4 separate regions of the Mus musculus genome follow, and all the other regions are linked to region 1. The links are chromatin loops, found by intact Hi-C in ENCODE. Cell type or tissue: left cerebral cortex. All regions are shown on one strand. Each heading gives the region's core, and the rest is flanking DNA. Links, peaks and the distances in the headings are about the cores only. Region 1 holds the start of 1700012C14Rik (RIKEN cDNA 1700012C14 gene). Region 2 holds the start of Mest (mesoderm specific transcript). Region 3 holds the start of Klhdc10 (kelch domain containing 10). Region 4 has its middle 23 kb from the start of Klf14.

Region 1 (5,665 bases), core at 237-5,236:
GCCTCAGTAGACAAAAGTCTTGCTGTGCATGTGGCCACCTAGACCCACGCAAAGGTAGAAGACGAGATGCACCTGAGGGTTATCTTCTGCACACGTGCAACAATCATTCAAAAAATAATACATACTTATTAAAAAGGAAAAATGTGGGGCCGGAATCCCCAAAACTCAGTACTGGTTTTTTTTGGGGGTGCTTGTTTGTTTGTTTGTTTTTGCTGTTGTTATTTTAAATATTTTAAAATAAAGGGGGTTTTTTTTGGTTATTTTTGAGACAGGGTTTCTCTGTGTAGCCCTGGCTGTCCTGGAACTCACTTTGTAGACCAGGCTGGCCTCGAACTCAGAAATCTGCCTGCCTCTGCCTTCCGAGTGCTGGGATTAGAGGCCTGCACCACCACGCCTGGCCCATAAAGTGGTATCTTAACAAATCTCAGTTCTGTATCAACTGGGTTAAGGATTTGGGGACCCCTGTCTCGTAGCTGCTCACTTTCTTCCTTGTGCCTAATTGTCCAGCAGAGAACTGTTGAGCCAAGGCCGGGATGAACAGTGCTTGTCCTGGCCCTGTCACCTTGATGTGAGAATGACAGTCTGATCAAACAGACTCGTCCCTTCCCTCCCTCGAGAGCACTGAAATACGAGTAAAATGGTGCCAGTGTTATTCTTCCTCAAGTGGACTAATAGTGTCTCCGAGACCTCTGTGCGGCTTTAGTGGCCGTGGAGAGTGCTCAGATTGGTGCTAATGGTCCCAGTCATGGCTGCTCTCTAGAGCTGGGAGGTCTCAGATTAAGACAACCATTAGGTAACATTTTAATTAGAGATAAAAAGAATAGTGTCTAAAACAAACAAACAAACAAACAAACAAACAAACAAACAAACAAAGGCATCAGTGTCTAGACTACTTAGTCCAGTAGTGTTGAGACTGACGTGGAGGCTGGGGATATAGCTAGGTGGCAGCAAACCTGCCTAGCCTGTGACATTCGAGGGAGGCCTGGGCTGAACTGCTGGCATCTCCCTCTCCTTACAAAACAGAAACCAAACAACTTGTCTTTCTAGATAGTGTGAAAATAGCTTTTCTCACTAAGTCTGTAGTTGGAATGATTCAAAGGATACAACTGTGAAGTTCCCCACTCGTTCACACGCAGCCTGACTGGTATCTGGGAACCTTTAAGAGCCAGCTCTAGAGAGGAACAAATGAAGGGGGAGAAGGTTTGGGGAAAAAAGCAATCTGTTGTTCTAAGTGTCTTATTGTGTTGCGGGAAATGTGTTCCTTGCTATCTTGTCCCTTTATAACATCAAGCAAGAGTATTATTGTACCTCTTTTTCTTCTCCATAGTTGGGTGAAAAGAGGTGGGCGGGGGTGGACCTTATTCCCAGGAGACCCTGCAGATTAGCCATATTCTGATTCACCAAGGTTGGGACAGCCCAGCCTGACACACAGAAATGAGGTCTCTCGGCTCGGCTCAGGCAGCAGCCAGGCAGGCGGGAAGGGCCTGTCCAGTTTGGCTCCTCAGCCCAGCTCTAGGGTTGGTGAAGAGAGGACACAGACAGCGGCACACGCTGGCCACTTACTATTCTTGGCACTCAACACCAAGCCAGGATCCTCACAGCGGTTGCATCTGTGAAATACATCAAGTGTCAGTGTGTGTCACCTCAGAAGGGACGGGCAGATCAGTTCATCTTTTATGAACCATCTCACTAAAGCTACCAAGAGTCTGGGCCTCAGAAGGTTCTAAGACTGCAAGGCCCACTTTCTCTCCCTGCAGGGTAGCAGAGCCATATCTGCCACGTGCTGCAGTCAGGCGTCACTCTGTCCACTTTCTGCTTAGCTAATTTGTGCTGGAGCCGGCGTGGTGGTGCACCCTCGTTTTTTCATCCCAGCATTTCGGCGGAGGCAGGTGGACCTGTGAGTTTGAGGCTAGCCTGGTCTATATACACTGAGTTTCAGGCCAACCAGGGCTTCTTAAAACAAAATCAGAAACCAAACAAAAACATTGTGTTGGGATGCGGGAGGATAAGCCAAGGGCCACCAAAGTGTTCTTGCCAAGGGAGTTACCAGCTCTCCCAATGCCAGAGGAAGGGTCTCCTTGGTAAGAACTCTCACTGCACCGATAAAGGACCAGACCCTTCCCCAGGTGGGCGGGGCTCCGCGGAGCCGCAGTGCAGCACGATGAAGCCTGTGCCTGGGACGGGAAGCTGCTCTGGAAGCGAGCGCCAAGTCCCCCAGGTGCCACCGCCAGTCACTTGTCCCGGCAAAGCTCCCAGTGTCCACATAGATGCGGAGCCAGGTCAGGATTTTTCGAATGTAAAATGGCCTCGTGCTTCGCGGAGAAGCTGCCCAGGGTGGGTTCTCTGCCGCCCCCTGGCGAGCAGCGCTGGTCCTGGTCGTGGGCACCGCGACTAGCAGCGGCCGGTGCCCACGCTAACTGTGCATCTAGTGGGTACGCAACCGGCTGGGATGCCACCGGGGCACAACCTTGTATTCAGGCTGATAGCACCCGGAGGCAGGGCTTCTACCCAGCAAACCGGTTAGAGGAATCAGGTACTGAGAATAGAGTACTTTAGCTCAAGGCTCAGAGGAGCACAAAGAGCTAGAAAGCTTTTCAGGGACAGCACCCACCACCTCCTGGTGGCTTCTGGAAGGGGAGGAAGCCTACGAAAGAAACCAGAAAAACTGCAGGAGACTTGGAAAGTTAGGGCGAGGAGAGGCGGTGCTCAGAAGGCACTGATATATAATCGCGCTCCAAGGCAGTTAGTTGGGAAATTTTAAGTTCGAGGCTACGACAATGATCTTTTTGGTAAATAGGGTGAGGCCACTTTGGCCAGGGCACTCAAGAGTACATATACAGAGCAAGGCCTGGCCTTCAGCTCCCATCTCTTTATCCTGGGGTGGGGAGCCAACCTGAGCACAGCAGTCACCCTGGGGCAGCACCTCCAGAGGATGCACTGGAGGCCAAACTCTGGCCTTGAGGGAGACAGGTCCACTTGGAATTAGGACGGGGTACCACGGGTGTAGGACCTTCTCCACTAAAGCTTCGCAGGATGAGGATCCTCCCTCCCTCCCTGCCTTCCACAGCCCAGTGTGGCAAGAGGGGCCTAGGGCTGCGGGGGAGAGAACCACTCCAAACCGGAATGATCTGGTTTAAGGCAAGCTGATTCTCCCTCCGCTCTCCCCCGCCCTCCCTTCTCCTCCTGCGACAGGCTGCTTTTTGTCGCAGTCCCCTGACCAAGGTAAACAGGAGGGAGGAAAGAAAGCTCTGTTTCCATGGCAACCTAGAGGGCGGTCGATTTGGCTCTCTCGGAAGTGCTTGTATGAAGGGGAAAAGAGGCCTCACTGGAAAAGCAACAGGGAGGAAAGATCCTAGCCGCGTTCCTGATGGGGGTTATTCTGGAAGGTGATGTGGGCCTGGAGTAGGAGAGGTGAGGGGCCTGGCACCCTCAAGTGAGGTGGCAGATGGAGCCCGGGACCTGGATACTCCAGGGGCTGGATTCACACCAGAAATGCCACCATCAACCTGGGAAGTATCAAACAGGTGCCAGAGCTCTCCGGGCACATGCTTAAACCCTCACGCCTTGCTAGCCCAGTCCAGAAAAGCTTCCATGGCCGCTCGCTCTGCTAAGCCACGGGGATAAGCCCGGCTCAGTCACCAGGATGAGACTCAGGGCCAAAGACAGGTTCTGTCTGAAAGACTCCCCACCCAGTTCTTGGAGAGTGAGCTAAGAGAGCGCTCCTCCCCTGAGAGTAAGGCTCCAGCATCCTTTCTCCTCCAGACTGGCCCAGCTCCTGTGTGGCACCATGAGAAGAACAGAGTAACCCCAGCATGGGTTGATGGGTGTGGGTCACCATCTCCTGAAGGAGGAGGACTGTCCTGTCACTCTTCAGAGGTCAGCTGAAGTCCTCACTAACCAGATAATTACCACACACTGAGACTTTTCTGAGGAGCACCCTGAGAGGGCCAGTAGCCTCTCAGGGTTCCTATCAGCGTCCTCATAAACTCCTTCTGTCCCGGCTTGGGGAAGATAAGGCAGCTTGCCTTGTCTTTAGCTATCATCTGAATAGCCCGGCCAGGAGAAAAAAGACAGAAGCTATGGGTTGGTCTTCTTCTGACCCCAGGGACGCAGCAGTAGAGACAGGGACTATGTGGAATCTGTATGAGGTATCTTGGTTTCCTCAGGCCACACGGTGACTCCTGGCAGTGAGGCTTCCAAGATTTGGAAATCCCAGCTCCGGAGCCTTTCCCTGGAGCCAGTGGAAGCACCTGATCTGTCGGGGGGGGGGGGGCTGGGGGGGGGGGAGATACCTTTCAGACCAGAACAAGGCAACAGATGGACGCGTTTTCCTTGTAAGATGCCCAGAAAGGCCACATCTCAGCTCTTTCCATGGCGTGGGGATTCCAAAGCTACCTGACCTTGGTGTCTTGCCACGATGCTCCCTTTAGTCCAGCCATGGTGCCGCTCCTTGGATGATGAAGTGTGTTGTTGGGGGCCTTGGCACCAGTGGCTCGCTCTTCCTCCTGCGTTTCTGTGGGTCTGTCCTCCATCTCCGGTTCTCTATTCAAATATCATCTCAGTGAGGAAGAGTCAAAGCTAGGGTCCCACTAGGAAGACTCCAAGGCCTTTGCCCTGACCCTTCTACCGGCTCTGTCCCCTTCCCATCTCCCCCATGGTCATAGAGTTTACTGCCTGTTTGTTCCACCATCAGGAGGACAGGAGCTGACTCTATCTTGTTCATTCCATAGTCCTTAGAGCCTGGAACAAAGTAGGTGTTCAATAAACACTTTCAGCTAGCTGGATAGCTAGGGGCCTGGGTTCAGAAGGCGGGGGCCCTCCACCTGTCCTGCAATCTGTAGAGGCCTGTGGTGCCTGCTACCTCCTACAAGCTGCAGAGCAATGTGACACACTTCCAGTGAGGCCCGCAGAGGGATCCAGTGTGTAGCCACTATGTAGGAAAGAAGCGAACAGTAGAAGGGGATGCTGCACTCAGATAGATAGGCTGGGTCACTGCAGCCAGGCTGTAGGAGGCATGGTTGATAACATCTAAAGTAGGATTGGAGTGATTCAAGTCAGCCTGAGGCCCAGGACCCTGCCCGTCGGGCATAGCAGAGGAAGACAACAGCCCAAGCATCTTCTCTCTGCCTCTGCCTTCTGCCTTCTGGGCACTGGGAGGAGCTGCTGGGGGTGGGGAGAAGAGGCACGACTAGAAGGCCTCTTCTAAGACCTCTAAGAACTGCACATCTCTTCTTTCCGACAGGGAGCCTCGGCAGCTGTGACTGGCGTTCTGCATGCCTCTCTGCTTCCTGAGGCTACTCACTTCCTTGCTTGCATGTGGCCACAGTGGCAAGTTCCAACAGTTTCTTCAGTCAACGACCCCTCCCTCCCGACTTTGCAGTTTGAGTCACCTTCAATTTCCTGCCTGCCTGCCCCTTCCCTGATTGACCTGATAAATCCAGGACAGCTTTTATTGCTTTTGGCAAAACATTGCCATTAAGATTTACGGAGCCAAAAGCTGGTACAATGTAATCTTCAGAGTAATTTACACAGTGAGTTTCAAAAGATGAAAAGTTAGCGTTTCCGAGGTAATTTCATAAAAAGGATTATCAGATTAATCACTGTGTCGATTTAATCGTGGTTTCTAAAATAATTAATTAGCCTGCTTGAAGTCAGCCATGCAAAG
Region 2 (5,665 bases), core at 514-5,513, 280 kb after region 1:
GCACAGGGCACCCTGAGCTGCTGCTGTTTCTTGAGGATGAATGGAAAGTCTCACCTAGCCAGTTTCTGTGAAAATGGGGCGTGCTCGGTGTGTGTGTGTGTGTGTGTGTGTGTGTGTGTGTGTGTATGTGTGTGTGTGTGATATGCCCATAGTAGGAACTTAAGCTATGCCAGTTGCTTTGCCAGTTGAGTCACATGATTTACAGAAGGTTTTAGTTTTACCCTAAATACATTCCTGCATGTCTAAATGTTTCTTAATATCGACTCTGTAGAGCAGAGTACTCTCAGTGCTGCCTGAGGAGCAAAAAAGCACAGGATTAGGTTATTCCAAGTATATTTGTGTAACTGCAGACACACAGTAGTTTAAAAATAAAAAACCAAACCCATCTTCCATAGGCTCAATGAAACCCCCCCCCTTTTTTTTTTAAATCAAGTAAAGCTCTAAATCTCTTTAACAAAGTGTTATTAGGTCGAACGGGTTTGCCACATTCTGCCCTTTAGTGGTTTATTCAAATCTGTTACTCTGGCTTTAGAAAGTTGCTCTACCTTGGGTTTGTCCAACCTGTTACAGTGCTCAAAATGGGTTAGAAAACAGAAAGGACGATTGAACCTACGGTAGAAGCCGGGCTGGTGGTCTCTTACTGCTTGCTGCTGTGATACGGTAAATGGAGAAGTTTCTACACTGCTGGTTTTTGCACACATCTGAGGTGCTGTTCTGATGTGAACCATGGTACAGAAGGATGTGAAGGCAACGTCCCGATTCGCGGCTGGCCGAGGCAACTCTGCTGTGGCTCACAACCGCGAACGATAGGAAATGTCTGCTAGAAGTCAGGGTACCGGCAGCAAGCGTGAGCAAGATCTGACTTCATTTATCAACTTTCATGTTTTCTCAGGTGCTCCAAGGGGTTTTAGAACGTAGGTCACATTCTCCTCGCTGCGGAGGAAGCTCCTTCTAGAAATAAGTTAGTCCTGGTTACAAGATTCCCTAACACTTTAGACTTTTAAAAGCCTTTCTCCCAGCCTTAGCTGGTCCCCAGCAGTGCGCGCCTTCCTGCGGCTCAGCCTTTGTGTCCGAGCTGCTACCCGCTTTCTCTCCCTAACCAGTTCTGCGTTCCACGCCATTTCAACCGCATCCCGCCCTTTACCACCCAAGTTATTCCTAGTCACCTCGAGCAAGAAGGATTTCCCTGGGCCTGGACTGGAATTGCTTTTGTGGTTGAGAGCTTTCACCGACTTTCCTCCCCTCCAGGGCTTAACCGTGCCCTCCCCTCCCCCCCCCCCTCTTGTTCCTTGTGGGTAGACTGTTCCCCGGCCTTCAGAATGAGATCCATTGTGGGGCACTCAATCCATTAATTAGAAAATTGCCTTCATCTTAGATGCTGGTGCTTCGGCCTGGTGAGAATGAAAGTGGAATTGTTTGTAAGGCTCAAAGGTTCCATTGACAGCGAATATGAAAATAGATAATGCAGAGGCTTTCCATGCGGGAACTTGTTAAGATCAGAATGGCTTTACTCTGTAGAAAACACCAGTGCAAATTTTGCTAAGTAATTCAGTCTTTAAAAGGTTTGGTTGTTAGTTAATATAGGTAGGTAATCCTCTACTTGTAAAGGGGTGAATTTAAATTGCGGTCTTACAGGATTTAAACATCCGTAGCTTCTCATTTAGGACACATTCCACATTCCTTCTGATGAACTACTCTTTCTGGTCTGCCCTCCACCCCACCTCTCCGCCCCCAGCCCCCAGTCGGCGCTGGCGCCCAAAGGAAACACTTTTTTTTTTTTTTTTAAAGAAAAAAACCAAAGGTTACGGTGCAGAGCCCCGGGTGCTTGGCGAAAGCCGTCCCCTCGGGCTGGAATGTTCTTTGTCTCTGGTAAATGTCTATTCATCACTCAAGACAACCCCTTCCTCCCTCCCCTTAATTACTTCCTCCCCTGTGCGCCCTCAAATTCTTGAACTTATTCATGCGGTATTTGTTAGGGGCCTGCTTTGTTGCCCACCCCATGGCGGGATCTGGGATACAAAAGGTTAATGAGACATGGTTTCAGACTTTGAGGGTCTTAGGCTGAGAAAGAAGGGCCCGACATGACAGAAAATATTCTGAAATCAAAAAGAAAATGTAAAAAAGTGCCACCCTTCGATCCCTCATTCACTTCACAATCTTGTGCATCGCCTGCGGAGGCTCCACACAAGCATTTGTTTCCTGCGGTCCCCGAAGAAGTATACCCTGGACCGCATTACGTGTTCTGATGACCCTCTCTCAGGTGCTGGCATTTTCAGTGTCAGCTGGGTGGTCACGAACTCCCCGAACATGGGAAGATACCCACAGGTTAGATCCCCCAAGGGTTCGACTGACCCATTGCAGTTCTCTGGCCCAATCTTGATCGACTGCACGGTTGGGCTTGGACATTGCAAAGCCAAAGCTGCAGCAAACCAGGCTCCGAAGAGAGGCCTGCAGCGCCCCCGCTGGGCCAGCCTGCGTTCGCAGCATCCCTAGCTTGCCCGTGCCTAGGCTGCTAGAATTTCAGGGAACGGTTCCAAACCTCACACAGGCATCACGATGCTCCGCACTTTGCGAAGGTGTGAAAGATGACTTTTAAGGGATTTGGGATTAAAAAAAAATCTACAGTTTTGTCCGCACCTCTAGGGTGTTTGCACTGTGATTGTGTTGCACGTAAAGGAGGCTTGTGCCCCCAATGAACGGTCCCCAACGCTGCTCCAGAAGGGCGCTGCAGCAGCTTCTGGCATGTGGACCACGTTGTGCTGCGGCAAAGGAAGTGTACCGGTGCCACCGTGGTGGTGACTTTGGCCCATTCTATGTGATCGCAGCCTGTCCATGAATGTGTCCACTTAGCCACTGATACCAGAGAATTTGTCCATTCCCTAGCCATTTAGTGTGCCCTTCCTTCTTTGTTATCATGGGCTAAGGGCTTGGGGTTGCCGCGCATTGGTGACCCGAATTTTTAGATGCGTACTCACTCTTAGGGCTCAAAACACACGTAGGAGGTAGAAAAGAAGTGGGTGCCGCAACAAGAACCCCAGCTTTGGGGTGTTTTATGTCTTCCAGGGTCTAGGGACCAGTGCGTGGTCCAAGGGATATGTTGGGGAGGGACTCTCTCAGACGTTTGTCATCCTTGCCCGCGGCATTAACACATGGGAAGGCTTTCTTCACTAGAATCTGGGGTTCAGGATTAGAGATCTATAAGGAAAGAGGGGGTAGCGGGTCAATACCCCTGGAGGCGCCCACGGGAAAGGCCCCCCCTCTCTGCAGCGGTGGGGAGGGGCTCTGCGGCGGGAGCGAGAAGGAGGGGCGCTGCGGCAGGATGGGCGGGTTAGAGGCGGGGCTCAGTGGGCTTTAAAAGTCGGTGCCTGCTTGCTCCTCTCTGCTTCGGCCACCAGCACATCCCGGTGCTTCTTCTCAGGCGCAGCAGCTTTCCTCTGCGGCAGCCGCACCTCGCCAAACGGCGTAGTGCTGCAGGCTCGCCCGAGTTGCTGCTTGCTGCCTCTGCTGCCGCTGCCGCGGGCCGCCCTGCGCGGACCGTAGGCTGCGCAGACGCCACCTCCGATCCTGTATCGCTGCGGGCGCCTCGGCGCGCCCTGTGATCCGCAATCCTGCGGCGGGCGGCATGGGATAATGCGGCCATGGTGCGCCGAGATCGCTTGCGCAGGTGGGTGCTGCCAGCCCGTGCCGCCAGAGGGGGTGTGGCCGGCCCGCACCCCGGAGATGCGGGAGGCAAAAATCCTTATCCAAAGGTTGCCGCCCAGCCCAAACTCTCGGAATCGCCCTCACTGATGATTTTTAGAACCAGGGTTTAGTCGCGTGAGATTTACGAATTTGAGGATTTTTGCATTAACATGTGAGAATTAGCCTTTTTTTGTCTGGGTCTTCGTTGTGGTACGATTTAGGAGGTGGTGGTGAAGCAACTTAGGATTCGAGAACCTTGGTAATGCCTGGTGTGTTCTAGGATCTTCAGAGCTGGTCATTGTTGTGGCGTGATTTAAGATTTCTAGACCACGGCATGTGATTTAGGAATTCAGGAGCTGAGATTGTCACAGAGCGACTTAAAATTTCCAGGTTCTGGACTCACAATGGCAGGGTTACCGCATAGGTGCGACTAGATCGTGCCGCGCAGTGTGGCCACGGCTATAAGTGTTGTTTGGGAGCCAGAAATGGAAACCCCGGGGGACACCGGCACGCGGCCAGGCTCTTAAAATGTAAAAAGAATTGTTTGCTTTGGTTTGTGGGTGCACAGCGTAGTTCTCAATAAGAATGAGTCAGGTGGGCTGGTTTGGTGGTATTAGATAAATATGTTTTTACATCATTTAAAGCAGTAAGAAATCAAGGCACGTAAAGTTTGTTGTGCGAGTGTGTTGAATTTTTGCTCTAAATCATGGTACCATCAAATATTAGAGAGTGGACTTAAAAATTATTGTTTAAACCTTTTGGTCCGATTGCTAGTTTCCTTGACTGCTAAAAATCTTAAAATGTTTGGGGTATTTTTACCAAGGTAACTAAAGCTGAGAATGGCTGGGGGGGGGGGTTGTCCCCCCTTTCCTGCATGGAGGAGGTGCACTGAGGTATGGTCCGGAGAGCGTGGGTGTGGCACCTCTGTTTCCCTGCGCCAGCAGGAAGCCCCTGTTCACTCTGCAGTAGGCGCCCCTCCCCGGCGTTCTGCTGAGTCACTGCGGATTCAGTGAGTCCAGCAAGGATGCCCCAGAGGCTACATGAAAATGTATGAACAGGTAACAGGACCAAATGGGTTCTGAGGAAATGAGCAGTAACAACAAAAAGACCCCCCCCTCCCCCAAACCTAATGCTTTTGCTTTTCAAAGAGGTTCAGCCTTAAAACCCGTTAGTGGATAACAGACTGAGATAAAAACCATCGTGTTCTGGCACTGTGCCAGGCATTTCTAGTATAGCCTCAAAAGGTAGAACCAAAGCCTTGTGTCTTTATTGGACAGTGACTTTGGAGGAAGGAAAAAAAAGTCTCAGCGCTGACTAAAGTTGAGGCAGGCAGCTGAGGTTCCTAAGGGGTGCTGGTTTTTACCCACCATTTCAGGTTTACAGAGAACACCCCCCCCACACACACAAAAACCCAGTCAGTTTCATCAAATTGCAGGTAATGTGTTATGTATAGGGTGCACTCAAATACAAAGACAGCGGTTTTATTTGTAGCTCACTTCCTAATGTCTGTAGCTTTAGTTTAGGAGGCACTATCCCAATTCTTTAGAGAACCCTTTCCTTGGTGACCATGGCGGGTCACAAAGGAAATGGTTTCTAATCGTGCCTTATTTCTCGCCTCCAGGATAAATTGATCTGGACCTTTGAAATCCAGGCATGGCAAGCTGGGGCCACAAATCTGTGCTTCCCCCCCCCTCCTGCCCCCCCCCCCCACAAAAGTCTTGAGTGCTAGGTGTGGGGGTGGGGTCTTAATTAAATAAAAGGGAACCACCTCAAGAGTCTGCTAAGAATGCACAAATATAATCTGCTGCCCAGACTTGTAAGAGATTAGATATTCAGGGTCAGGGCAAAGCTGCTTACTGGAATTCTCCTGGTCTCTCCCCTCAACAGTTCCATAGCCCAAATGCAGACAGTAGTGCCAAATGGGGATTCACTTGGTCAGAGGATATGTATGTGTTAGAACCCAGGAGCAGCTCTCTGCTTAAGG
Region 3 (5,653 bases), core at 654-5,653, 57 kb before region 1:
CCACCATCCTCGGTTGGGGATTACAAGAGTGTGTCACCATGCTGAGTTTTATACTGTGGCAGGAGACTGTACCTTTGGTGCTAGACAAGTATTTTAAGCAACTGAGCTACCTTCATCCCCAGCTCCATGGGTTTTCTTTTTATCAGATGTCAAACATTTCAATAAACTGTATCATAATGCATAATGGATAAAAATACTTCTTTTCCTACAGAAACTGGGTGTGGAGACAAAAAACCAAAATTTCATGACGACATGAAATTTGCTCACTGAGATCAAAGGAGACTTCTGGTCTCAGCACTTTCTCCTTCTCCACCCCACTCCTTAAAAAAAAAAAAAATCCAACATGTGAGGTTCTCATGTGTGAAACATCAAGGGGGTCAGCAGTCCATCAGATTAGATCTTGAAAGGTTTTGTTTCCCTTGAGAAATTTATGTTTTTTTTCCTTATTTGGAAACAGCAATGTGTATCTGCATTTTCCCACTGTGCACTGCGCCTCCCCAACTTCAAAGCCAAATTTTCGGTTTAATTTTGAAACGATGGGAATTTCTGATATTTACATTTTAAAATCACATCGTCCGTTCCATTTTCTATCGTTAACTGTGTATATTGTAAGACAATTGAGGTGGATTGTTTGTGTGTGTGTGTGTGAGTAAAACATTTACTTGATCGTGTGTCATCTAAGAGAGTATCTTTTTCTATTGTTTTTTTCTTGGCAGGCATACACAAGCCGCGTGTTTAAATAAAGATCTTCACTGATGCCTGAAAGATTTTCTTATTGAAATTTTCACTTGTGTTTCTATGATTACTCTAATATCGAACAGTTTTCGGTATTTGCTAATCGGGTTTAAAGCTGTTTGCTCTTGACGTGGCTTTTGCAGGGGAAGGGTCCCGGCAGTGCCACCGTGAGACAAAACAAATGATGAAAGCCAGGAGTTTTTTAGATTTCATCTGACTCCTCCCCCTGCCCCCACCTCCCGTGAGCCCTTTGTGTGTGGCAACAGTCCGCAGACCGGGGCTCAGTTTGCAGAACTGCAGACAGATGTACCAACACCAAGTACATGCATTGTGTACCTATGATGTTTCTAAATGCAGTGCTTATGGGACAGAATTCCGGAGTATCGACCATGCTGAGGCAGCGACCCTGCTTGGGAGTCTCCTCTGGCGTAGCCTCCCCGCTCGGTCTTCGACTATCTGGTCTGAGCCCCCAGCATCCCGGAGAAGCGGGCGAGCTCCGGGAATCGATGCGCTCTCTGAGCGTCTGCTTACGCCTTTTCTCCCCCCATCTCTTTTAGCTATAGCTATGGTTACCACGTCTCTCCCCGCCTCCCTCCACCTGCCAAGAAAGAGACTGCCCATTGGTCCACTGTCACCAAGGCGGCCAGCCATTGGTTGCTGGAGAGCCCGGCGCTACCCCGGCCCCCGTCTCCCGGGTCTCTTGAGGAGCCCGGGAAGGAGGCTCGGCTCGCGCTGCCGGGGCAGGGGCTTGCCGGGACCGGGCTGCGGCAATCGTTAGCGGGCCATGTCGGCTGCCCAGGGCTGGGACCGGAACCGCCGGCGGGGAGGAGGCGCGGCCGGCGGGGCCAGCGGGGTTAGCGGGGCCGGCGCGGCCGGCGGGGGTCGGGGCACCGGACAGCTCAACCGATTCGTGCAGCTCTCGGGACGGCCGCACCTGCCAGGTGAGTGGTGGGGCCGCTGCCGGCGAGAAGGTGGCGGTCGCCGGGCTCTGCTGCCCCTCGGACACACAGCCGAGGGAGGACAGGGAAGCAGAGCAGCAGGAAGGTGGCGTTGAGGTCAGGAGGGGAACCGGAGCACGCCGAAGAGAAGTCTCGCTGTGTCGACAGCTCGGGGAGGAGAGTTGTATTTTCCTCCCGACCGAGAGGCCGCTGTCTCTTTGACATTCCCAAATGTTTCGCTTGCCCGGTTCTTAATCTTTTCCTCTTCCGCGGATGGATGTTGTGAAAGAAAGACATTGGTGTTTAACTGTGGAAAATTATTTCAAAAGGAGTGCCAAATTAAGGAGAGGAGAGCAATATAGAAGTGATTTTGTTTGAAAGGAAAAAAAAAAAGCCAACCAACTGTGTCAGAGTTGGATATTTTGAAATGGAATGAGCATGTGAAAGTGTGTGTGTGTATGTATGTATGTGTGTGTGTGTTGGCTAGGGAGTATATGGGAAAGAAAATAAAAAAGATTAAGGGAAATGGTTGAATCAGTAATATTTGGGGATGTACAGAGACAGAATGGGTAATGGTGACTAGATTTTAAAAGGGGGAAATGAAGATCATGAATATAAAGAAACGAAAGGATGTGATCCCGGTATCAAAACTGAAAATTGGAAAAATATACCTACTGCTAAAAATTTCATGGTCTTTGAGTTCACATGTTTTAAAAAAAACAAAACAAAGTCATGTAGGTATGTGTGTAAACAGTTGTAAAAAGCGTACGTTTACAAATTTTCAGTCTGTTAAAAGGTAGAGAATTAAATCATGCACAGAATGCTAAATCATTTTATTGGGCAGTCGTGTTTTTTTTTTTTTTTCACCGTGAAGAGAATTGTCAGGAATGATGTACTAGACCTTCGCCATGTTTTTTTGTGTATGTGTGACTAGTGTTAAGTTGATTGTATCAGTGGTATATTTGTTTAGATGTTTTGAGAACCTGATTGTTTCTGAATTGTGTTTACTATTGTGACTTGTTCTTCTAGGTGGTAAAAAAAATCAGTTGATTAATTTAAAGATAACAAAGGGGATTTTACTTATTCAGAGAGATAATTACTAATATTTGTGATATGGTTTTTGATGTGTGCCAGAAATGTTCATTAACCCATTTGTTCATGCCATTAAAATAAAATTGAGACATTTGTAAATAATCAAATATACCATAAATTGGATTTGAATAAACAGTATCAGACTGGTATTCTGGAATTGCTAAATATGTGATGTTTAACAAGAAAAAAGGAGACATTTTTTTTTGTTATCATCAGTTAACAACAAAACCCTAGGTTTTCTGCATTACTAAGCCTAGAAGATAAATCCCTTGGCAAGGACTATTCCCAGTTTGCTCTCTGCCTGCAATCTTTTAAGTCTTTGGTCATAGATTAATTATTACACCATGAACTTCATGTGGGCATTCTCAGGGTCCTGCAACATACTGGTGCAGTTCCTCTCTGCTACCACATGAGGGCAGGGTAAGCCATGATTTCAAATAAGGGTCTGAAGTATGGCGCTATTTCTGCATTCCCTTAGCACAGGAGGACAAGAACAGCCATTTGTCCAGAGGTGAAGATAAAACGTGCTTAAACTGTGAAAATTGGAGAAGTGGAGTTGTCAGTCTTCGTTCTGCTTCCTTTCTTCCAGGCTGGCATTCAGCTCCTTCTTCCCACACAGGCGGTCTCCATCTTTCCCTCGTTCTCAAAATTAGAAAATTCCCAATAGCTCAATAATATATGTTGATATAAATAATAAATTCTTTCATACTAATCCTTTGTTCTCCTAGGTACTGCATATTATAGCTCTTTACTCTATTTTGAAGTAATTCAGACTATTTTAAGTGGTAGTGAGGAATAGGAAGGAATGTGTAGGTCTGTTTTATGGCTGACGCTAGAGACCTATCTTTTCTTCCTCTTTTTTTTTCTTTTTGATTTTGTGTTTGTTTTTGTTTGTTTGGTTATTAATTTTTCATCTCTTTTGACTTCTATCCCTATTTTCCAATTCACCCTTCTTTACTAAGGCTTCCACATACTTGAAGAACCTTTTTTCTTCTTTCTAACATTTCTGTCTTGTGTCCAGTCCCTGTGAAACAAAGCAGTATAATATGGTGGTGTTCCTGGAGTGTCCTCATTGTCTTTCAGGGATAGTATCTTTTGAGAAAATGTAAAAGACAAAAATCTTACTATATAGCATGTAGACCAGCGTGGCTTCAAACTCAAAGGTATCTTCCAGGCTCTACTTCCTGTGCACTGGGGTTAAAGGCCTGTGCCTGGCTTTGGTGGTAGGACCTTTATCCATCTACTTATGGGAATCTGAAAGCTGGGTCTCCTTAAGCTCCCCACCAACTTCAGTTATAGTTAGCTACCTAGTCTTGTTCATTTTGTTTCCATTGTAACTAATTCTGTCACTGTCCTTTAGGGTCACTGCAGTAGCTTTCTAAGCAGACTTCCTACGTCTGCTAGAGCCTCCCATTCATATATCACTGATCTTTGAAAATACAAATCTTTTATTATCTCTGCTTATAGCCTTTTTCTTTTACCTTTTTTGTTTTTAACATAGGGTCTAACCTTGTCCAGGCTGGCCTTGAACCTTTCACCCTTCTGTGTCAGCTTCTAGAGTAGTGGCATACAGGCACATGACACTGTACCTAACCTTTCTTGCTGCTTCATTGCTCTCACAGTAAGGCTGAGACCCTTATCGTGTCCTAGATGGCCCTACACCAAGTGCCTTCTCGCCTTGGGTTGTCCTCCATTTTGTTCTGTGTTCTCTGCTTTGCTTCCCTCAGCACAGGAAGTCACTGCACACGGGCGTCTCTCCTGGAGGAACCCGTGTGCTTCCTCCTCTTATTTAACTTACCTTTCCTGGATCTCAGTTGTATTTTTTTCCATAAGAGCCTTCTTTCACCTTTCTGACAGCCCTTCTCCCTGTATCACTCATTTTTCCTAAGGTATATATAGCATTTGTGTAGGAATATTGTTGGGAAAGACGTACTCTATGTGTGTGTGTGTATGTGTGTGTGTATATATATATATATATATATATATGTTATATACACATAAACCATATCTGCATGCATGTACCACAATGTAATATATTAACAATTAGTGACTAGGGAGTGTAGAGAGGGCTCAGAAATCAAGAAGCTGCTCTTTCAGAGCAGGTTTTCATTCCCAGCACCCACAGAGTGACTTATAACCAACCATCTGCAACTCTGCTTCCAGGGCACCTGCTGTCCTTTGTCCTCCACAGGGATCAGGCGTATAGATGGTGTACAGACATCTAGGCAGGCAAAATATCTGAACACATAAAATTAAGATTTTTTTTTTTAGGTGGAGAAGTGGTGGTGCATACCATTAATTCCAACACTTGGGAGTCAGAGGCAGGTGAATCTCTGTGAGTTTGAGGCTAGCCCAGTCTATGAAGTGAGTTCTAGGACAACCAGGGCTACAGAGAGAAACCCTGTCTTGAAATTTTTTTCTTTTAATTTTAAAAAGATTAAATTAATGTATTGGCATTATATGTAAGATATTCATGTATAATGACTTGATTGCTGTACTTCAGTCCTGCATAGCCCCACTGGCTCTGGACAAACAGATAATATTGAGTCCTTAAAAGTATCACGTACTACTACATTAGGCATTGTATCAGCACAGTGTTTTTGAAATTTTGAATATTGCCTTGCTGTTCTGCTATCTTTTTTTATTTCTAAAATATATTTTTTTCTTTAAAAACAGAATTTTTTTTTTGTGTGTGTGTGCATATGCACTCATCCCCTATGTATGTGCCACAGTGTGTATGTGGGTGTCAGAGGACAACTTTTGGGAGTCAGGTTTCTTCTTCATTCTATTGCATGGTCCTAGGACTAGAACTTGGGTCATTAGATTTGGCAGCAAGCTCATTTACCTGCTAAGCCATCTTGCTGGCCCTTTTCTGCTATTTTCTAGGA
Region 4 (5,665 bases), core at 569-5,568, 520 kb after region 1:
TGTGGAGCCTGCTCTAGAGAAAAAGAATACAGCTTTCCACCTTGCAACAATTTGAAGGCCTACTATGTGCTGCAAGAACAGTAATACTCTATTTGATGCAGCAGATCCTTGTATTCTGAAAACGCTAAATTAACCACCAGAAATAAACCAGCAAGCCCAGGCATGTTGGCTCCCATCCTCAGTCCCAGCGGTCAGGGAGCTGAGTCGGGAGGATTGCAAATCCAAGGCCAGATTGGGCTACATAGTGAGACCTGTCATAAAAACCCAAACTAAATAAATAACTAAGCCAATAAAGACTTCTTTGTCAATCAGGAGAGAGCCACTGGCAAATGTTAATGTAAGAATCAACGAATGGATTGGAGTGGGGGCGGTCAGACTATGGCCCAAGGCATTCGTAAACATGGCCCACAGCTAAGAACTTTAAAGAAACCTTTTTTAAAAGAAATTGCAATTGATGGTAAAATAGCAACAAAACTAGGTGGCAGAAACCTATTTATCTCACAAACTATAAGTGATTCTTCTCATCAAACTCTAGATCAGAGAATTCTTGGTATCAGGAGACCAAGGCTGGGGTGAGAGACCCCAGGCTCCATGGAACACAGCCAGACTGGACTGTTCAAGGGTCATCTACTGGGGTCACAAAGCCCGTTTTGCCTGTCACAGTAGACATGGCTAACTCTGTTGAAATGGAGAAGGGAAAGGTTCTGTGATCACCGGGCTAACCTCAGAGATATGAGGTGGAGGCAAAGAGGTTGCAAAGGGGGAGCTTCGGTCTCCATGTCTGGAGGCCCTGGGAAGTGGGACAGGGGTCTCATCGGAGGGAGGGGCAGCAGGGAAATTCTGGGCTGTAGCCTTCCCTGATTAAGAGGATGTCTGTGGGCCGGGTGGTCCTGTCTTTGGATGTTCATGAGTCCAGCAGAAGAGAGATACAAGAAAACACTGAGAGGAAAGACTCAGGCGAGGAACACTTGGGATTCTTGCTTTCCCAGCGCATTGCTAGGGCTCAGCCACAAACAAGGTTAACTGACTCTTGTGCCAATAGCTGTCACCCTTACCTCCTTTCATGCCTGACAGCCCTGTCTCCTCCATCAAAACCATAGCCCTCTACCCCTAGCTCCCCACGGACTGTCACTCAAATTTGTATTTTTTTCCTTAGTGCCCCGATCTTAATCGTTGTTTATCTCCCTTATTAGGACCCAGATAAGGTCAGCAGAGACGGGGCCAGGGCCAGCTTGCTCTCCTCCTTTCTCTGCATTGCTTTGAACTGCACCTGGCACACAGCAGGTGCTCAATAAGTGCTTGCTGATTGAATCCAACAATCCTATTTCCATTAGAATATTCAGGGGCCTGTGGAAGGGAGATGAGGAGTGCCTTGCTGACTTCTGAGTGGGGCAGGGATGTTGCCTTCTTGAACTCAGGGCAGCTGGGATTGCCAGTACAAGATTGGAGTCCCCATCTACACCGTGTAATCAGTAGAAGGGGGAGGGATTTATCCACAGTAAATGATTGACAGGGAAGAGGCATTTCCTTCAGGGGTATAGCCACTGGTGAGGGGCCGTGCCCCTGAGGATAACCTCTCCCATGTGGTCCAATTAAGTAAACATAAATAAGCCATCAAAAAATTTTTAAAAATGTGAGAAAGTGGCAGGAGGAGTAGGTGGGAAGATGGGGTTCAGTAGGAGTGAGGGGGAGAAGGAAGAGACGTGGATAAAGGTGACTGTGATCAGAATCCATTAGCTCATGGATGGAGCACCATCAGGAAACTCCTTATCCCAGCTAATATAGCTAATAAAGGTGAGACAGAGAAGAAAAGCACAGGGAAAGCACACTTGAAAATCACAGTTTGTGGCTAAGAAACTGGATGTGGTCAAGGATGGTTTCTCCAAATCGAACATTAGTGGAGACGTGAGCTTATTTTGTGTCCTAAACTACAGGTTATATACCCAAATCAGCTGCCCCTTATATTCCTCTTGGCAGGTATTTCTGTAAAATGCTGCGTTACTAGCAGAAGGAGCCTTGCCTGGTGCTGGAATCAGAGTCCAGGAACCTGCACATTTCCCAAGAGTGGGATGTCTCATGTCACATTTGCGTGAGGATGACACATCTTTCAAGGGGATCAAACACTCCGTGAGCATGCAGTGCCTTTCTCTCACAAGATAATAACAGCCCACACCTAGTGCTCACCCGCTGCCAGCATGATGTCTTAGGCATTTCCTACGTCATCTGTGCAGTAAGATTCTGAGTAACAGTGACTATTTTGAGTGTTTACAATGTAGCATTCACTTAATGTTCTTTGTATCAGGTCTTCTTTAACCCTCTCCAGATTCCTATGCAAGAGGTCTCATTGTAGCCTGGAGTGGTGGCGCAAGCCTTTAATCTCAGCACTGGGAGGCAGAGGCAGGCAGATTTCTGAGTTCGAGGCCAGCCTGGTCTACAGAGTGAGTTCCAGTACCTACACAGAGAAACCCTGTCTCGAATAAACAAACAAACAAAAAAACAAAACAAAACAAAAAAGAAGTCTCATTGTTTCAGATAGGGAACAGGAAGCCTGGAGGAGTTGGGCACTGATCAAGTCAGAAAGATCAGTAAGTTGGGGAGTGGGAATTTGGACTTGGTAGCTATTGGGGTGGGGCAGGCTAGTGATGGAGACTTACTGGTTGTTTCTAGACTCCATGGGTCCCAGCTTTTATAATAGCAGAGCCACATCTACGAGACTCCTGTTTTAGGTATCAGACAGTTCCGCTTACATCTTTTTCTAAAGCAATTGCTTCTCCTGTGAGTGGACTTGTCTGTCTGTCTCCTGTCATCAGCAAGGGCTGATCAGTCTTCAAATCGCATGCATCCCTGTGAAACAGGCTGCCGTTTTAACTCTTAAAACAGGGGACCATGTTTTAAGTGAATCAGAAGAACATTCCATTGCGACTCGTGTTGAAACCATCAATAAAATCACAAGAAGGTTTTTATAACCATCACATCATTTTTTGTGTTTTGTAAATCTGGAACTCTGCCGTGTTGGATTTTCTTGGGAGAGGCACATGATTTGAAAGGGAACCTTAACCTTTTAATTCAACGTAGCAAGTGTTTTTACACTTCTAGGGATTCAAGCTGACTGGTGAATGAACGAGAAATGCGCTTTAGACACAGAGTTGCTTTCGTGCGGTAGCAAAACACAGGATCTAATTTGAGACTCTGTAAAACTGCTTTTTAAGGATCTGGCGGAAAAGGATGTCACAGGTACAAAGTACATAGTGTCCAGAGCTAAGATAAAGAGAAGCTATCTCATCTTGGAATCGACATTTTATTGTTGGGAAGGGTTTACATTCATTTCCCCTTCGAGACGACTTGATAATCTTTGTGGAAGCTTTTTCTGTTGAAAACGGAAAAAAGAAAAAGCTTTTTTTTTTTTTTTTTCCTTTGCGTCAAGCTCCTGGCGCTGTCTTAGTGGCAAAATGGTGCTCTCTAGTGGCAGAAGAAGGAGTTACTTTTTTTTTTTTTTTTTTTTTTTTTACTTTCTCAGTTTAGTCAAGAAATCTTTTTTTTTTTCATTAATTAATTTACTCATTTATTTTACATCCCGATCGCAGTTCCCCTCCCTTCTCTCCTCCCAGACACACCCTCACACACCCCTCACCCCACTACCCTCCCCTCTTCTCTAAGGAGAAGGAGAACCCCCCCCTTTAGGTACCACCCCTCCCTGGGACATCAAGTCCTTCTCCCATTGAGGTCCAGCAAGGCAGACCAGCTAGGGGAAGGTGATCCAATGGCAGCAACAGAGTCAGAGATTCCCAGCCCCCACCCTGAACTTTTAGGGGACCCACATGAAGACCAAGCTGCATCTGCTTTAAACGTGTAGGGGGCTTAGCTCCAGCCCCCGCATGCTCTTTGGTTGGTGGTTCAGTCCCTGTGAGATCCCACGGGCTGAGTGAGGTTAGTTGACCCTGTAGGTCTTCTTGTGGTATCCTTGACCCCTCCGGTCTCTCAGTCCTTCCCTGAACTCTTCTACAAGACTCCCCCAACTTTGCCTGATGTTTGGCTGTGGGTCTCTGCATCTGTTTCCATTCACTGTTGGATGAAACCTCTCAGGAGACAGTTATGCTAGGATCTTGACTGCAAGCATAGCTGAGTATCATTCATAGTGTCAGGGGTTGGCTCTCTCCTGTGGGATGGGGCTCAGGTTGGGCCAGTCATTGGTTGGCCTTTTCCTCAGTCTCGGCTCCATCTTTCTGAGCCTGAGCGCCGGCTGTGTATGAGTGTTTTTGTATGAAGGATGTCCTGACAACCGATAGCTTCTTATGAAGAGCTCACATGGCTGGACTAGACAACGATGAATATCTGCGGGGCCTTCTATCTGCAATGTCACAGTAGTGAGAACAAGAGAATTCTAGCCAGATCTGGAGACATGTGGCAAAAGAATATGTCGGTTTTTTAAAAAGAAAAATGTTGATTGGCTTTTCTTCTATTTAATATAATTACATGTTTATTGTAGGAAATTTTAGGAAATACAATTGAGGTTTTAAAAATTATTCCCCAGTTCCATCACCCAGAGACAATCAATTGGATGTGCATAATTTAACTTTTAACAAAATGTTGCTTATGCTTCATAATTTCATTAAATCACTCAATAGATTTTTGAGATGTTTCCTGTTACTAAATACACGAACATGACATGATTACACCTTTTAAAAATAGCAATTAGTTCATGGTTAAAATTGGTATTTAGTTAGTGAGAAAGAGATTTCTTTGGGAGAAAGTTTATATCATTGTAACAGTAAATTGAGTCTTCTTTTAAGACTATGGTCGGTCATTTAACTCTGTGTTGCCAAAGTCAATGTTACCATTTTTATCATAAGCATCTACACCATGATTTGAAAGTTTATTTCTTTTACTTTGATTTTTTTTTTATTTTTTAAAGTTAACACACAAAGATACACATTTGTTTATGGAGTTTTTATACCTAGGTGTTATTTTTCTTTTGTCGTTATCTGTCTCTCTCTAGCTGTCTTCCCTCATCCCCTCACTCCTCGCTTTCTGTTTCTCTACAAATACTCTCTGCTTTCATGTAATATGGATTTCATTTCTCTGTCCCACTTAAGATTTCTTCCTCTCCTGTTCACCCCCCCCCCTTTTCTACACAGAGAGGGGGAGGGGGAGTGAGGGAGAGGGGAAGGGGAAAGGGGGGAAGGGGGAAAGAGAGAGAAAGTGGGGGAGGGGAGAGAGGGAGGGGGAGGGGAAAAGGGGAAGAGGGAGGGGAAGGGGGGGGAGAGGATGTTTACCTATATGAGAGAAACATCCAGCATTTGTCTTTCTGGGTCTGGCTTACTTTGTGTAACATAATGACTCCAAATTGGACTCATTTTCCTGCAAATCTCATTTCATGTTCTTTGTAACCAAATACAATGTAACCGTCCCACATTCTTTACCCATTCATCTTTTGATGGACACCTAGTTGGCCCGTTTCTCAGCTATTGTGAGTTCAGCAGCAATAAACATGGATGTGCAAGGGTCCCTGCCATGTTGGGTTGGAGCCTTCAGGTATATGTTCAGCAGCAGCAGAGCTAGGCTGTGTGTGGCAGCTCTGTAGTACCTACATCAATTTACACTCTCTAGTGCTTTTAATAGCTATGGCCCCTATAGACTCATGTATGTGAATGCTTGGACAAAAGGG

Evidence for each region. A loop is a pair of places that touch in the nucleus more often than their neighbours do. Peaks named below come from ENCODE experiments on the same cell type or tissue, not always from the same donor. Only the 100,000 strongest peaks of a DNase experiment are listed, where the experiment ranks them.
Region 2: it touches region 1 in a loop (9-fold over the local background); 2 of 42 quality-filtered maps call a loop at or near these places.
Region 3: a loop joins it to region 1, with 7 times the contacts of the local background. A loop is called at or near these places in 24 of 42 quality-filtered maps.
Region 4: a loop joins it to region 1, with 2.6 times the contacts of the local background. A loop is called at or near these places in 2 of 42 quality-filtered maps.

What each region holds. Positions count from the first base shown.
Region 1 is chr6:30,457,719-30,463,383 of GRCm38, forward strand. 1700012C14Rik (RIKEN cDNA 1700012C14 gene) reads left to right here and starts at 3,267. Exons shown (of 2, transcript NR_131049.1): 1 at 3,267-3,411; 2 at 5,243-5,595. In left cerebral cortex, for the core only: CTCF peaks have their summits at 956, 2,354 (motif pointing left) and 2,553; DNase peaks (open chromatin) are centred at 1,120, 1,518, 1,741, 2,389 and 2 more places; H3K4me3 peaks cover 766 bases; H3K27ac peaks cover 3,233 bases.
Region 2 is chr6:30,734,672-30,740,336 of GRCm38, forward strand. It overlaps Mest (mesoderm specific transcript), which reads left to right and starts at 3,379. Exons shown (of 12, transcript NM_008590.2): 1 at 3,379-3,664. The coding sequence starts at 3,639. In left cerebral cortex, for the core only: CTCF peaks have their summits at 2,454 and 3,696; DNase peaks (open chromatin) are centred at 956, 2,436, 2,739, 3,350 and 4 more places; H3K4me3 peaks cover 3,579 bases; H3K27ac peaks cover 2,359 bases.
Region 3 is chr6:30,400,475-30,406,127 of GRCm38, forward strand. It overlaps Klhdc10 (kelch domain containing 10), which reads left to right and starts at 1,381. Exons shown (of 10, transcript NM_029742.3): 1 at 1,381-1,676. The coding sequence starts at 1,520. In left cerebral cortex, for the core only: a CTCF peak has its summit at 3,164 (motif pointing right); DNase peaks (open chromatin) are centred at 1,308 and 3,190; H3K4me3 peaks cover 3,490 bases; H3K27ac peaks cover 2,589 bases.
Region 4 is chr6:30,979,406-30,985,070 of GRCm38, forward strand. No RefSeq gene overlaps it. Among named protein-coding and RNA genes, the nearest start is that of Klf14, 23 kb to the left of the region's middle. In left cerebral cortex, for the core only: a CTCF peak has its summit at 3,453 (motif pointing left); DNase peaks (open chromatin) are centred at 2,127, 3,102 and 3,853; H3K4me3 peaks cover 645 bases; H3K27ac peaks cover 562 bases.